Linked DNA regions of Homo sapiens: region 2 is linked to region 1. The links are chromatin loops, found by intact Hi-C in ENCODE. Cell type or tissue: IMR-90. All regions are shown on one strand. Each heading gives the region's core, and the rest is flanking DNA. Links, peaks and the distances in the headings are about the cores only.

Evidence for each region. A loop is a pair of places that touch in the nucleus more often than their neighbours do. Peaks named below come from ENCODE experiments on the same cell type or tissue, not always from the same donor. Only the 100,000 strongest peaks of a DNase experiment are listed, where the experiment ranks them.
Region 2: it touches region 1 in a loop (1.8-fold over the local background); 3 of 110 quality-filtered maps call a loop at or near these places.

What each region holds. Positions count from the first base shown.
Region 1 is chr1:168,003,512-168,006,443 of GRCh38, reverse strand. It overlaps DCAF6 (DDB1 and CUL4 associated factor 6), which reads right to left. Exons shown (of 22, transcript NM_001198956.2): 9 at 2,455-2,574; 10 at 1,651-1,911. Among named protein-coding and RNA genes, the nearest start is that of MIR1255B2, 6.3 kb to the right of the region's middle. In IMR-90, for the core only: no CTCF peak of the experiment used is centred there; no DNase peak of the experiment used is centred there.
Region 2 is chr1:168,056,799-168,059,730 of GRCh38, reverse strand. The region is part of intron 17 of DCAF6 (DDB1 and CUL4 associated factor 6); the gene reads right to left. Among named protein-coding and RNA genes, the nearest start is that of MIR1255B2, 60 kb to the right of the region's middle. In IMR-90, for the core only: no CTCF peak of the experiment used is centred there; a DNase peak (open chromatin) is centred at 1,600.

The DNA of each region.
Region 1 (2,932 bases), core at 205-2,704:
ATAACATGGAAATATTCTAATTATCTATAGCTTAGTCAACCAAAATTCTCTCAATAATCTCCCAGTTAAAAATATTTCCTTACTTCCTATAAATAATTTATGAGTAAAAGTACTGCATAATGTTTCAATAATCATCACATGACCACCAAAGATATTTTTTCTTCTTCAATAATTCAAATGATTGTCACATTTAATACTTACATTAAATATTGAAAGGAATTTAGCAATTTGAAATGCAGTAATTAAAATGCATTAGATAGCTTTAAAAAATAAAGTTCCAAATACTTTACTCATAAATATATTTAAGAAACAACTAGAATTAGTTGAGATTCAGTGGAAGCTGAATGTAAGCTAGAGTCTTCTTGCTAAGTTTTCCTAAAAACTTATAATTGATCAATATGTTCAAGAATATCACTTTAAAAATTCTTGCTTTTCCCAATTTTACCTGCTTTGAAAAACAAACTTTTAACTACTTCTGCTTTTAATTCCCAAATCTTCCAAAATATTTTATTTTTCCATAAATTAAAATGCTATGTCAACTGAGTGTGAAAACCTTGATTCTGTAGCTCAGCTTTAGCTTATTATTATGGATAAAATGTATACAGTGTTAACAGTTATGTAACTGACTCTGGCTTTTATTCCCATAGAAACTGAAAATGAATTACTAAAAGTGGTATATACTGATAAAAGAGTGCTTAAATTAAAACATCCCATATTTGGTAATCTGGCATCAGTTTCCAGAGATGTAAGAATAAAGTGACAGCTTGGCAGCTAAGCTGTTAGAAATTTTTTTATAGGTTTCAGCTTAGGCCTGCCAGCTATATTTCTAGTTGCTAATAATTCTGGCTCTATATTGAGTAAAATTCTTCCTTAGAAGAACCAAAGAAAACTATGAATAAATATCTTATTGGTTTTTATAATTACATGTATATAGTTTAAAGTACCGAGTAAACTGTAGATACATCTGCTGAAAATTACTATTATAAATACTAGCACATTCCATAGTTAGGGGAAAAAAGTTGACCATAAAGACTTATAATACTGAGAAAAAAATAGCATTTTAACAGAACGTAGAGGTTATTTTCACTAGCATCAAGTATCAAGAAGATAAGCATTTGGTAAAATAATTCTTTTTCATGTAAATACTAGAGAAACAAATTTTTTGGTAAATTATATGTTGTTGACAAAAGACCATATCAAATCCACCATAGAGAGTATATTAAAAGTACTGCATTATTTGAGGGAAATAATCAAGAATATAAGCAAAGTGAAACTAATACTGATATTTTCATAATCACTTTAATATAGACATAAAACCAAATAAATCTAGAAAGATATTTTGGTCTCTAATAATCTATAAAATAATATTTAAGTCAGGCACATTAAACTATGTCAAAACACTATCTTTTGGTACTTGTACTTTTAAAACAATTGTTTTATATAAATTGAAGATTCCTGCTATTTGTTAAAATTCATGCAAGTAAGACATAATTAATTTTTGTGTTTAAGTTACATAACCATATATTACATGTCATTTTGATCATTTATTCCAACAAGAAGTTGATGTGATTTAGTATCTTTCAAAATAGCCAGTAAAGAAATTTTCACTATCAAAAATCATTAGATGAACCACAGCATACTTATCCTCACCAGACTGATGATGTGTGTGGTGTCCAGATGCCTCAACAGACTGCCTTTGTTCACTGTCTGGAGAAGATAGCAAAGGAGTAGAATGAGGGCTTTCTGTGGGAGATGATGTCGAATGAGCCTGAGCTGACATTGTAGAGGATGTAGAAGGCTGAAGAAATTGTTCAGCTGGAGTATCTACTTCCATTGCAGTTTCACTCACTTCCAAATCAGGACTTGATGGGACCGTAGGAAGAGTTGAAATATCTGATTGACTTGTTCCACCTTCAAAACACATGTTAAGGCAAATTCAAATTTTAAATATTTTCTAAAACCAACAACTCTAAACAGATATGCTCAGAAAACACATTTATATTTACACACACAAATATATAATTTCAGTGATAATAACTACTGGTGATTTGGCCCATTTGACAAAATAGGCCAGTCAAGAGGGATAAAAACTTATCTACAACATATTCTTGTTAAAGCAATCAATCTTTCCTATTACATAAAACTTGTTTATACACAGAATTTTATATATTTCCATTCTCAGAGTGCATTAAAAAAAGGCTTAAAATAGGAAACCTCAGATTCTTCTACTTTACTTTGAGAAAAGCAAAAGATACGCACTAGGTCCAATGGCACCAGAAGGGACAAATTATATCCAATATCTTTTATTCTCTACTACTTCACACCACACAATAAGAACCTTGTGATTATTACAGATGTAAAACATGGTATAATTTACATGATAGAAATAAAAACTGGCTTCAATAAGTAGTTTTTGCCAGCTTTCTGATGACTTTAATTAACATTAAAAATTACCTCTGGGTCGAGATCTTCCTCGTCCTCTATTGCTTTGTGCAACCTCACTTGCTTCTTCAAACCATCTTGATAACATATCAGACATTCTCTGCATCAATGACACATTGGGACTCTGCTCTCCTATTACAATATAGGTCTTATCAGTGAGTTTAGTAATAAGTCAGAATCTTTCATTAATACAAAAACCTAGATTTGAAGGGCTTTAAAATGAAAGCATATTTTTAAAAATCAAATTTCCTAAATAAATTGTATGAATGTATATAAATCTATTAGAGCTCTCATCACATTTTATAGTAATTGTTTATATCAGTGACTTTCCATGTGTATGGTAAGGTTTCTTGAGAACAGGGCTCACCTCTCCTTCATCTTTGCCTATTCTTAGGTACCACTAAACCTCCCACTTCCTACCTCAACCTAAATTTTTAGTTCTAAGAGTACCCAGCCAAGAAAGGCTCATGAATTCTAAGTTTAATAGATT
Region 2 (2,932 bases), core at 143-2,642, 53 kb before region 1:
AAAACTGCAGTGAGCCATGATCATGCCACTGCAATCCAGCCTAGGCGACACAGCAAGACCCTGTCTCAAGGAAAAAAGAAAAAAAGGCCTAAATAAATGTAGACATAACTTTGTATTGTAAAGATAAACAATTTTCACCCAAATTTATTTTACAGATTTATTACAACTATAAGCATATTCTGATGACTTATTTGTAGAACTGAAAAAGTTGATTATAAAATCAACCAAAGGACAAAGAATAGCCAAGATCCTTCTAAAAATGAATAAAGAGAAGGAAGGGTCTTGCCTTAGCCGCCATTAAGATTTACTAAAAAGCTATAATAATTACAAAAGTATGATACTGACAGAGAGACAGGCAAATTGTCTGATGAAACAAAAGAGCCTAGAAACAAATCTGTTTTATATAAATCTTTGTAATATGACATAGGTGGGATAGCAGATCACTGGGAAAATTCACCATTTCATAAATGTACAGGGGAAAAACTGGCTATCTAAATGGGGCAGGGAAAAGTTACACATATACATCATAAACAAAAATCAGTTCCAAATAAATTAGTAACTTAAATGTCAAAAGTAAAACTTCAAAAGGAAATTCAGATAAATTTTAAAATTCCAGATAAGAATTTTGTAAATAAAAGAAAGTGACAAGCATAAAAGATTGATAAAATTTAATGTGAAAATTAAAAATGGTTCATCAAAAAACAGCCTAAAAACAGTGAAAAAAATCATAAAATAGAAAAAATATTTGTACACTAATACACGATAGTGGATTAGTATCAAAAATGCATTAAGAACTCTTATAAATCAATAAGGAAAAGAAAAACAACTCAATTAAAACAACCCAGTAGAAAACCAGATCAGGACCGGGTGCAGTGGCTCATGCCTGTAATTCCAGCACTTTGGGAGGCCGAGGCAGGTGGATCACTTGAGGTTTAGGAGTTCAAGACCAGCCTGACTAACATGGTGAAACCCCATCTCTACTACAAATACAAAAATTAGCCGGGTGTGGTGGCATGCACCTGTAATCCCAGCTACCTGGGAGGCTAAGGCAGGAGAATCACTTGAACCTGGGAGGCAGAGGTTCCAGTGAACTGAGATCGTGCCACTGCACTCCAGCCTGGTGACAGCAAGACTCCATCTCAAAACAAACAAACAAACAAACAAAAAACCAGATCAGGAGATCAGGCTGAAAAACATGAGATGCATAATCTTATTTGTAAATTGGGCAATGAACATCAAGACCATATTATTGTTTACCAAATCAATTAGAAAAATCAAGATATGTGACAACAAGAATCAGTGATGTGAATAAACACGATTTTTAAAAAATATTGTTAGATATTATATTTAATTTACACTCCCACTTTGGAAAACAATTTTAAATTATTTTGTAAATGGTCCATTCCTTGGTATATACGCAAGAAAAACTGTTATCAGGAGAAATATTTCAGAATGCTCAAAGCAGCACTGTTAATACCAAAAACTAGAAATAACCTAAATGTCCATTAACAGGAAAATGGATAAACTGTGGTTTAGTCAAATATGGATTATTAGATAGCAGTAAAAATGATTGGGCAAGAGCTACATGTAACATGGATGAATCACAGTAAGATAATATCTGAGGAAAAAAAAGAGTCCCAGTCTTGTATACAGTATGACATCATTTTTATATAAAGTTCAAAAGTGGGTAAAACTTTATGTTTATATGTTTATGTTTTGTTTTTTAAAGCAAGGCATGATAACCATAACATTCAGGACACTGGTTACCACTGGCGTGGTAGGCAGATGGACAAAATAGGGTGAACAGGTAGATTTAAGTTACAGCGAGTTTTTTAGTTCTTGGATTGGTTGGTGGGCTCATGGGTATCTAAAGAAAGAAAGAAAAGGAGCCAAGTATGAACTAACAATGATAATGTGTCACAAACCAAGAATTATAAAAATACAATTCTCCCCTTCCTCAGGTTAGATTAGGGGTCCTTAATACTCTCAAAGCCCTGCAAAGCCCTGTCAATGCAATTACTGTATTGTAACTATGTATATGTGTCTGTGTATCCCACTGAACTGAGAGCTCAAGGAGGGTAGGCGTTGTGTTATCATTATCACCAGCACCCACCAGAGTATCTAGCACATAACAGGTTTATTGAAGTAACAAAATAATAGGTAAAAAATTGATTATCCAGCAATTTCAAAGCAATAATGAAACAGCTCAAAGTATCAATTATTATTCTATTTGGAAGAAACATTTAATGGAGGAAAAGAGTAAATCTGAAGGATGTACAACTAACCTAAGAAAATAAAACCTAGACTCCTGACTTTGTATTTTACTATTGCATATTCCAGAAAATCTGGAATCTTGGAGATAACTCCAAGGTTAAAGTATGAAGTTACATGAAGCAGAAACAGTCTATAAACCCGTTTTAAAAGTACTAGTCACATTTAGTAAAAAACTAGGCTAAAATATAAGCAGAAATTCATTAAATAGCACTAAAAAATATGAATTAATTTGCATACCATTTTCAAGATGGTAAACCCTTTCATAAAACACCATTACACATAGGTAGAATGGCACAAATTAACTGATATTATAGGTATTATTAAAATACCTTACAAGAGAACAAAGACTTTTTAGGGTGGAAAAAACAGCATAATCAAAGATTAGGAGAGGACCAGGAATGAAATGACTTAAGTAATTCAGTTACCAAACAAGGTTATTATATAAAGGATACTGTACCATGGATAGAATACAAGAACATGACTAGAATTATAGCTGGCGAATTTTGAATAAATCTGTAGAAAGAAATTCTTTACTGTGCAAAACACACAGTGAAAAACTAAAGGGAAATAAAAGCTTCTCCTAGTCCAGGTTTCTAAGGAACTCAATACTTGTCTAGAATGTAGTTAGAATAATCCAGAAGCAGAGCATTTCTAAAAC